Regions from separate parts of the Homo sapiens genome. Here region 2 is linked to region 1. A link is an interaction called in ENCODE POLR2A ChIA-PET data of the cell type or tissue named here. Cell type or tissue: CD4-positive, alpha-beta T cell. All regions are shown on one strand. Each heading gives the region's core, and the rest is flanking DNA. Links, peaks and the distances in the headings are about the cores only. Region 1 overlaps HIVEP3 (HIVEP zinc finger 3). Region 2 has its middle 97 kb from the start of HIVEP3.

Region 1 (5,381 bases), core at 201-5,200:
TATTGCTAAACTGTCCCAGGCCCTTTGCAATCTGACTTTGCCCCTCCTTTCATCAGGGGTGGAGTCTATTTCTCCCTCCCCTGAATCTGGCTGGGCTTGATTTTTCCTTTGGTCCAAAGGATGTGGCAGAAGGGATACTGCACCAGTTCTGGCCTCTGCCTTAAGAGGCATGGCAGGCTTGCTTCCGCATTCCTGGAGTCCTGAGCCTGCCATGCCATGGAGGAGCTGGGTCTGGCCCACTGGAGGACAAGAGGTCATGCAGAGAACCAGGCTGCTCCAGCCAAGAGCTGGCACCAGGCCCCTCGATGTGAGGGAGGCTCTCTTGGACCTCCCAGCTCAGCCCCACCACCAGCTGAATGCAGCTGCAGGAGTGAGCCCAGCCAAGACCAGCAGAGAACCACCCAGCCAGAATTGTGAGAAATAATAAATCATGATTTTAAGCTACAGAGTTTGAGTGTAGTCTGTTAAGCCAGCAATAGATAATGAAACAGAAGGGAAGGCTCAGAAGCCAGCAGGGAACTCAAATGTGTCCAGTGATAGAGGATGTGGGAAGTCCCCTTGCTATAGAAAATGCAAGAGCAAGGCAGGTGCCCCTTTCACTATATATGCAAAGTACCAAGGGTATCAGAAATGCAAGTGATCAGATGCCTCCCACATAGAGATGGGCTAGGATATGCCCTTCCTGCTTCTCCCATAATGTTCCAGACAGGGCCTATTACCCTGAGACAAAGGAAGGAATTCGTTACCTGCCTACCTAAACTCCCTCCCTCCCTTTCGTCTACATTATCTGGCCCTGAACCATGACTGTGCAGAGAACAAACTACAATTAATGCTATCTTTTACCCACAAGGAGCTACAATTACTAAGTGGAGTTAAATAAAGTCACAAAGGACTTAAAAGCAGGTACGATGAAGGGAGGTCAGAAGACAGGCAGTGTAACCGTGGGCTTATTAGGGCCCAGAAAAGAAGAAGATGCAAGGCTTTTTGCTGAAGGACCCTCTGTGCTGAGCCTGGAAGGAAGAGAGGTCCCTGCAGGAAGAGATTAAGTGAAGATATTATTAAGGTTGAGGGAGTAGCAAAGGGATAGCATAAGAGCAACATCCCCCTCCCTTGCCCCAGGTAATTCCTCCCTTCAATCTGGTCTCCCTTCTTCCCTTTCCAAGGTTCCTCAAGGCCATGCCACCTAGGCTGATGGGTTTTCTTATCTCTCTACTCCCTCCTGCACCCAGCCCTAGGTTGAGTTAATTGGGAATACTAATCATTTGAGAAGAGCTACTAAGACCTGAGAATGCCCCCCAGGTAGTAGTTCCAGCCTTGGTAATTTTAAGACTCTTACAAGAAATTACTGATACTTTTAGCATCTGTTGATTGAGAAAATACACATGTGAAAATAGATATCAGTTCTCCTTATAATAATGCCCCTAGGGAATCAGCTGGGCATGGCAGCATGCGCCTGTAGTCCCAGCTACTCGGGAGGCTGAGGCAGGAGAATGTGTGAACCCGGGAGGCGGAGCTTGCAGTGAGCCGAGATCTCGCCACTGCACTCCGGCCTGGGGCACAGAGTGAGACTCCATCTGAAAAAAATAAAATAAGATAAAAAAAAAATGCCCCTAGGGGTCCAGGAGCAGGTTGAATCCACCAAAAACCACTGATGAGAGGAAATAATCAGCCAATGAAACAGACCCATGCTTTTAGAAGGGCCTTCGTTGCTTTGACCCCAAAAGACAATGAGGGAATTGCAGGATCTGAAGCTGGTATGTCAAGGAGTGGGGGGCAGGGGAGAGGCATACCCTTGGCCCACAGGTCCTACTGGGACACCACTATCCAGCTGCTCTGGGAGAGAAGCAAGGTGTCCAAATGTAAATGCCATGGCGGCTGGGCCTGGCTTGCCTAGCCACAAGTTCAAACTCTGCTCAATGCTGGACTGGTATCATGTCCCTGCCAGTTTAGAAAGCATCTAAGGCAGTTTGGAAAAGCAGTAGACTAGAAACCACTAGTTAAGTAACTTTCAGACTCAGCTACTACCTAGCTTTGGGAGTTTTTCCAAGCTTTTTGTTTTTGTTTTTGGAGACAGAGTCTTGCTCTGTTGCTCAGGCTGGTGTGCAGTGGCGCCATCTCAGCTCACTGCAGTCTCAACTTCCTGGGCTCAAGAGATCCTCCCGACTCAGCCTCCCGAGTAGTTGGGGCCACAGGCATGTGTCACCACACCTGGCTAACTTTTTATTTTTCATAGAGATGGGGGTCTCCTGATATTGCCCAGGCTAGTCTCAAACTCCTGGGCTCAAGCAGTCCTCCTACCTCAGCCTCCTAAAATGCTGGGATTACTGGCATGAACCATTGCACCTGGCCCCAAGCTTTTTTCTTTTTTTGGCTTTCATCTTCAATAAAAAGGTGATGGAGGGTGGGAATAGGAGAGGAATGCTGAACTTGCTCTCCAAGGCATTGCCAAAGTGCCAACATCCTGAGCAAATGATTCTAGTCGACTTACTGTTTCTGAGCCTCAGGCTTCTTACCTGTAAAATGGGAATGACATGTAACAATTAAATGAGATACAAGTTGTGAAAATGACAGTCACATAGCAAGTATCAATTAACATGGGTTTTTCTCTCTTCCTCCCTTCTGTCCTTACAATGACAGATGGTTCTTTCTTCCCAGTCCCATCCCCCTGCTCTTACTGAGTTGCTAATTTGACCTCTGAGTATAAAATGTGTCCACTTTTAGTGACATGAAGCTAGTCCTCCCAGAGAGAGGCATTGCCAAAGTGAGTATGATGACTTCAAACACGCTCAGAAACCCTAGGAAGCAGCTGGCAGGGTGCCCCCACTCCCTGCCCCTGGCAATGCTGGGTTCCTCTTTGGCATTTGTACAGAAGGGAACTGGCCCAAGGCAGAAGGATGGGCCTAGGCTGGTGAGGCCACCTCCCTCCAGGCCTGGCCAAAGCCAAGGCAGGCACAGACAGCAACAACCACCCATTTTGCAACAAACAGGAAACCAGTTTACCAGCCTCAAAAATAGAACAGACAAAAACCCCAAAATATGAGGCTCTGACAGTGGGGCAGCTCAGCTTTCTCACATGGCTTCCTGACAGGCTGCGGAGTATGTGTTGTTATTGTTGCTTTAAATTTCACAGGCGAAAAAGTCTTGCAATGTCTTTATAAAGGTGACCAGCCTCTGGGGCCCAAGACCAGCAGGCAGCCCAGCCAATCATGCTTCCTGCACTGCCAAGGCCCCACCTTCTCAGTCTCTGATCCAGCTACTAATGACCCCAACTGCAAGGGCCACAGAAGCCTTGATTCCTGTCATGTCCTAACAGGATTGGCCCTGACATGTCTGCAAAGTGAGTCTTCCACACCCCAGCATTGCTTTTCCTGTGGCCCCTCACCTGGTGCCATGCCACTCACCCCAAAACTGCTTCCATAGGTACCCAGAGGCCCCACTGGGCCACATGGTCCAAGAGCCACACTGACAATAGGCCTGCAGACATTCCCTCCACGTGAAGCTGGACTCATGCTGTCCCCTCTGCCAAGAACAGTGTTCCTTGCCTGGTACACTCTCCTCAGAAGCAATCATACTGGAATGACATGGTTAGAACAGCAATGTTGCTAAGGACTATGTCACACAAACTCCCCTTGTTGAGGGATCACGGGGAAAATGTATCTTAGGTCTTAGCCCCAGGGAAAGCTGTGCACATCCTGGGCACTGGGTGCATTTTTAATCCTCTGGACATGATGACTAAGAACCGCCTATCGATTATGTTCCCTTTTTGTCTTCATTGTTAGGAAGCACAGTGCCAAACCTGTTCATCACCTCTAGCAGGTTTATGTCCTAACCTGTCCATGGCTTTATTTTAGTTTCTCCTCTTATTTTCCCTTGCATATTATTTCTTTATTAAATTTATTTTACCTTAATGTAGAATGTATATGATCTCAAATCTTTATTTGGAATAAAGTGAGGTATACATAAATAACTGAGCAAACAGCTCCTACTTACTCTGTAAAACCCACTTCGAATGTCCCCACCTCCGATTTCTGCCTAACGACTCCACAAAGGTGGGCTTCCCTCCCCAGTGGTCCCACAGCCCCTGCCTGTACCTGCCTGGATTCACACTCACCCACAGTTCTGTATTTTACTGTTTTCATGGCTCTCCCCACCAACCGACAGAAGGTTCCTGTGTGAAAGCTAAAAGCCCGCCCTCTGCCAAAATCTGCCCAGTGCTGCAGGCACACGGGCTTGTTTAATCCTCAAGACAAACCTGCCAGATAAGGCTGGCTGTGCCCATTTTACAGCTGAAGCAACTGGAGCTAGCCACCACCAGGTGCTCATTCAAGGTCATGTACTATTGAGTGGCAGAACTGATACAGAAGGCTTATCTCCCTAAGGTCACCCAAGACATGAAAAAGAGTTTTTATGTGAAAGAGAGAAAAGGAGAGAGAGGGAAGGGATTTAGATTTCCTTAGATTATCAAATCATTCACTGCAGATGTCAAAGTCATCTGCATCACTGGAACCATTTAAAATATGGCTTGATTCATAACAATTTATCCTCTACGACTATCTAGAAAAATCTACATGTATTTAATTGTGGCAGACTCATGCTGACCCTCCAATAGGCTGGTCAGAGCAAGTGGATTAGAGGAGTTACTCACATGCTAGATTGTTTTAGAGCATCTCCTATCCTCACTCCCTCACCCACTGTGTATACACACATTTTTAAATCCTGGTAAGTAGTTACAGGAAAAAAAATATATACTCAGAAGACAAGAGCTAATTCTGCAAGAAGCTTCTAGGAGAAAACAAAGCCTACTTTCCCGGTAGGCAAGTGCACATGACCCATGAGGCCAATCATTACCCTGGCTTTACAGTGTACAGACAATTAAACTACATGAAATGGCCGGGCGCGGTGGCTCACACCTGTAATCTCAGCACTTTGGGAGGCTGAGGCGGGCACATCGCCTGAGGTCAGAAGTTCGAGACCAGCCTGGCCAACATGGGGAAACCCCATCTCTACTGAAAATACAAAAATTAGCCAAGCTTGGTGGTGCGTGCCTATAATCCCAGCTACTCGGGAGACTGAGGCAGGAGAATTGCTTGAACCCAGGAGGCGGAAGTTGCCAGGAGCCGAGATTATGCCACTGCATTCTAGCCTAGGCAACAGAGTAAGACTCCCTCTCAAGACAAATTTAAAAATAAAAAATCAACTACATGAAACAATTTTTAATATTCCAATTGAGAACCCACTTGGCCTGAGGCCTTTAAATCAAAGTGGCCACTGGTATCTACACGTGCCCTTCCATGGAATGAGGAAGGCAGGACAACAGAGGCTGCTAGGGTCTGGGTTCAAATGGCCTTGGGCAAGCTGGGGGCTCTCCCTCTGCCCCTCGT
Region 2 (5,381 bases), core at 249-5,248, 210 kb after region 1:
CCCTCACCAGAACCCAACCATGCTGGCATCTGATCTTGGACTTCCAGCTTCCAAACTATGAGAAAGAAATATCTGTTGTTTAACCCACCCAGTCTATGCTACTTTGTTATAGCAGCCTGAACAGACCAAGACATTAGATGTGATGAAACACATTTCCAATCTGTTGTTCATGGCAAAACTTTATGCCTTGTGTATTAGTTTGATAGGGCTGCCATAAACTGAGTGGCTTAAACAACAAAAATTTATTGTCTACAGTTCTGGAGGCTAAAGTCCAAGATCAAGGTGTTGACCACATTTGCTCCTCCCGAGGGCTGAAGGAAGGATGTGTTCTAGGCCTCTCTCCTTGGCTTGTAGGTGGCTGTCTTCTCCCTATGTCTCTTCATACTATCTTCTCTGTATGCATGGCTCTGTGTCCAAATTTCTACTTTTTATAAGCATATCAGTCATATTGGATTAGAGCCCACACTAATGACCTCATTTTAGTTTGATTACCACTGTAATAGACCTTCTCTCCTTAATACAGTCACATTCTGAGATACTAGAAGTTAAGATTTCAACATCTGATTTTTGGGGAGACACAATTCAACCCATAACACCTCAGTTTCTTCAAAGATTTGCTTTTGATGTTCAAGCCCAAACTCTTCCATATGAAAAGTCTTGCTTTGTCTCTGCTATGAATTTGAAAATACAGATATTTAAAATCTCAACAGGAGCCCTACCTGTTTATTTATCTTTACATTCCTATTATAACAGTCCAAATGCTTCCAGCAATGAATTAATAACAGAATAAGGGGAGGGCCATGGGGAAATTTTAAGGGCTGGGGAAGGAAGACATCTCTATTAATATTTCAAAATTTTGTACAACTTCATTAAATCAGCCCAAGCTGCCAAATGTGCTGGGTCAAACCCATAGCAGTCTTCCACTTACAAGGAATACTTTAGGTGCTGCTCAGAAGTCTCCATTTTAGTCCTTCCCAACAGCAGAGAAGCAGAAAGACACCCCAGGAATTTTGAAGACATAACCCAAAGCAGCTTACCAGAAACAAGAAATTTTTACATCTCCTGTTTAATCCTTAAATGCCACATGAATTTTACATTGCCCTCCATAATATTCCTCTACCCATGTATGGCAACAGCTTTTACGAGGAAGAAAAAGTCAAAACTATTTCCCCCCAAAGTTTCAAGCAGCATCCGGGAAGATGCACCCAGTCTGTCCTATGATTTCATGTGCCCCTGGCATAATGCCCCATGTTGGAGAAGCACGGCTTTCAGTGGAGGAAACAGGAAGTTTCACAGATAAAGGGGTTTTGTTTTGTTTTCAGCAGAGAAAGATCTTCATTTTGGCACTGCCAGGAAGCCAGTCCTTTTCCACCCAAAGGACAGCATTTCCTGAAGAGCAGATACATGTCCCTTCCCAGCTGGTGGAGAGTCTGCCAGGTGGAAAGGAAATGGCATGCCACAAAATGAACAATACAGCTGCATTTAAGCAAGGATGTTCACATCACAGAGAAAGAAGGGACCAAAGGCAAGCAGGGTGAGAGTTCGGGGAAAGGAGAAAGTCACGCGGCTCCAGCACACAGCAAGGAAGGAGGGGGTGCAAAGCACAAGCAGGAGGTGGGGAAAAGGCAGAGAAAGGTGAGAAAATGGATGAGCTGATTCGGACTTGTGGCAAAGATCAGCAAATCTGAAATGATGGCGGGACAACAGAGCACAAATAAAGCTGCGCCAACAATATCCACATCCTGAGCTTCACAGAGTACCTAGAATGGCCACAAAGAAATAACCTCCTCTATTGTAGGTCCAGTGATGCCGATCTGTCCTCTCATTTCCATCAGCTTATTGTGTTGTGACATCTGCTCAGGTGAACTTTCTAGGCACCAATGAAGCTGAAGTTACTGAGTGATATCCAAAATTCACTCTAAATGCTATGATCAATAACAAATTTAGGTCTGAAAATTACTTAACCAACCCTTGAATGAATGCAAGTCAATGACAAGAATTTTCCCTCAAATTTAATACGTTAAAGAAGGGTTCCTTGTTGGTTTTTATTTGCATCTCTTAGTTTATTCAGCATCAACTCTGAGTGCATTCCAGGCTGGGCTCCTGTACAGTCATGTCCAGAAAGGTCTCATTCTGTGGCTTTCATCTTTCCTTACTCCACTCACATAAAGATGAGATGGCAAACACATCTGTGACTGTCAGGCCTGTTTTGGCCTCCAGAGGTCCGTGCTGCTGGTGGTCAGCAGCCCTGTGGAGAGGCAAAGCCAGGGAGAAAGTGAGACAGCTTCCGAGGATCATGCTTAAGGAAATCCCCGGGGCTCATGGCCAACATCAAAATCCAACCAGCACCACCACCAAAGCAAAGAAATAAAATCAGAATTCTTCTATTTGTTATGAGGACAATTCTCAGTTTTCAAGCTCAGGTATGTAAAGAATGCAACTTACCTGTTCTCTAATCATCTTAATTTATAATGCAACCCTCTGTTAGAGACTAATTCCATGCAATTCAAGGTCTCTCCTCCAACCCCATCTCCCCAGAATTAAGTCTACATTCCAGGGCCTTACTCAGTGAGTGCCAAAGCCTCTGAGCCTTGCCTAAATACAGGGGCATGGGTTTCCTCTGCTCTCTGGCATGCCAGACCTGTGAGGGGTTTGCATGGTCACTGCCCTTCAGAATTCAGCGTAGACACAGAGCAAGACCTGCCTCCTAAGGAACCACGGACATCTGCCTTTCCTCCTTCCCTCCAGCTCTCCTCCTCTCTTCTCACCAAGGACAATATCACCCCATTAGGAAGGGGCTTTAAAGGTACTAAAGAAGCCTTTTCTTACTCATGGGCATCTTTCTAAATGTTTTGTCTATGCATTGAGTCCTTTGGTGCCACACAAGAACCAGACTGTAGCAAATCAAAAGCTAAGCATCGATTTCTGAAATCCACTATGTCACTTGTCCCCTGAGGCAATGAGTAGGGAACACCCTAGCTGCCTAGGCAGGGGATGTGCCATCACTAAGAGAAACCAGAGGGATAAAAATCTCAGTGAATAACTGGAAACAGTATCCTGCCAATTCTCCATCATCCTTCAGCTGCCTACATGGCAATGGCTACGTCTGCTTTCCTTTCATGCTTTGTGCCTTTTGAACCTCTTGCATCAAAAGTCTTTAGGAAAAACATCAAATAATTAGACACTGTAATTGCTGGTTGCACAGGGACAGGAAGAAAGGGTAAAAGGGGCCTTTGGCTAGTTACGTGGGGCTGAAACAGCATGAATGGTTCAAGGAACAGCAAGTAATGGAATGTGGTTAAGATGGAGGAGGCAAGCATCCCATTTATGCTTTTAAAAAGACTATATTTGTATATACACATACATATGTGAGCAAACGTACAGAAAAAGGTCGAGTTTCCACGTTTTATTCTCTATGTGCTCCTCATTGTTTAAATTATTTCCAATAAGAAAGTATCTGTGTTCTGTATACAAACGAAATGCAGGGTGCATATGGAAGGTCAGTGCCAGATAAAGGTGGACAGACAGGCAGTAAGGACAGGAAAGAAATGCTTTCATTAGGAGTTTGATCTTTATCATGAAACTGGTAATATACAGACAAAATTTAATAATCCTATTTAGCATCTTCTGGTTATTAAATCAACATACACTCATTGTAGGGAATTTGGAATACAAAGGTATACAAAAATAAATTTAAATGCCTCAGTAATCCCCCGAGAGAGCCAGTGTTGACATTTTGGTATAGTTCCTACTGATTTTAATACATGCACATAAATATTTTTGACTATATGTGATCATTTTATGTAAATAGTTTGGTGTATATTTTCCCAGAATTTTCCAATGAAATATATATTTCTTTAAATGAGATCACACTACAGAAATGTTCATCAACTTACTCTTTTCATTTAGCAATCAGTATCTCCTGGCCATATGACTTCATCCACTGATACAGATCAACCTCATTCTTTCTACCAGACATAGTATACTTTATTAAACAGGGTGTACCTTATATAACCAGTACTCTATTCATAGACATTTAAAGTATTTCCAGTTTCGATATTATAAAAATGCTTTAATTACTATCCTGATATATTTATGTAGGCAAATATTTCCTAAGATAAAATTCCTAGAAATGTACTGTTAGGTCAAATAGTATGCACATTTTAAAGTCCTCCAAAAATGCTGTAGAAACAAATTATTCTAATAATCAAACATGAGAGTACCCTTTCACCAAACCTTAGCAACACTGAGTATTTTGTATCTTTTAATGTCTGATGGTCTGACTGGCAACACATAATACATTATTATTTTATAAATATTTTCCTCATGTTGATATTTATTTATTACCATTTTAATTTTCTTTTCAAAGAAATTTTTTCCAATTCATGTTTCTGAGATTATAAAAAAAAAGTTCATCCATGTTTAATTGTGGACCTTTCATTTTATATTTAAATATGTAATCTAGCTGTAACTTACTTTGGTTTAAGAATTGAAGTAAGGATCCAGGTTTTTTTAAATAAAAAATTTAATGAAGTATAAGATACATACAGAAAAGAGCACAAGGCATCATTGTACAGCTTGATGAATTTTCACAAAATAACCCCATCCCATACCATACACCCAGACCAAGAAACCAAATATGACTCACACCCTAAAAGTCCCCTTAATTCCCGCTTCTAGTCATTACCACCCCCAGGTAACCACTATCCTGATTTCTATTACCAGAGATTAGTGCTGCCTGTTTGAGTGTTTGGCTTCTTTTTCTCAGCATTATGTTTGTGACATACGCCCATGTTTTTGCATGTGATTATAGATTACATATTCTCATTTCTGTATATATTCCATATATTGATTTATTTATCTATTCTACTGTCTTTGGATATCTGGGTTGCTTCCAGTTTGAGGCTATTATGAATATTATGAATGCTATGTACCTTCTTATATATGTCTTCTGGCAAATATATATACTACATTTGTTTGTCATATACCTAGGAGTGGGGAATTGCGGGTACAGAGTGTATGTTCAGCTTTAGTAGATACTGCCCAGTAGATACTGCCCAACGGTCTTCCATAATAGCTGTATCAGTTTACATTCCCACCAATAATATATGAGAGTCTAGTTGTTCCATGTTCTTGTCAACATTTGGTATTGTCCGACTTTTTAAATTTAGCCATTCTGAAGCATATGTAGACATACCTTTTTGTAGATTTAATTTGCATTTCTCTGACAATGAATGCAATTGATATAACTTTTAACATATTTGTAAGCCATTTGAACATTCTCTGTGTAAAGTGTTTTTTCAAGCTTTTTGTCCACTTTTCTTTTGGGTTACTTGCCTTTCTCATATTGATTTGTAGTTATTTATAGTATCTTCTCCTAC

What was found. Peaks named below come from ENCODE experiments on the same cell type or tissue, not always from the same donor. Only the 100,000 strongest peaks of a DNase experiment are listed, where the experiment ranks them.
Region 2: POLR2A ChIA-PET joins it to region 1 with 5 read pairs; 3 of 35 experiments call an interaction of 5 or more read pairs at or near these places.

Annotation. Positions count from the first base shown.
Region 1 is chr1:41,800,167-41,805,547 of GRCh38, forward strand. The region is part of intron 1 of HIVEP3 (HIVEP zinc finger 3); the gene reads right to left. Among named protein-coding and RNA genes, the nearest start is that of HIVEP3, 120 kb to the right of the region's middle. RefSeq lists an enhancer at 4,320-4,379. In CD4-positive, alpha-beta T cell, for the core only: no CTCF peak of the experiment used is centred there; DNase peaks (open chromatin) are centred at 2,975 and 4,225; H3K27ac peaks cover 3,094 bases.
Region 2 is chr1:42,012,791-42,018,171 of GRCh38, forward strand. It overlaps a transcript of HIVEP3 not described here. Among named protein-coding and RNA genes, the nearest start is that of HIVEP3, 97 kb to the left of the region's middle. In CD4-positive, alpha-beta T cell, for the core only: no CTCF peak of the experiment used is centred there; no DNase peak of the experiment used is centred there.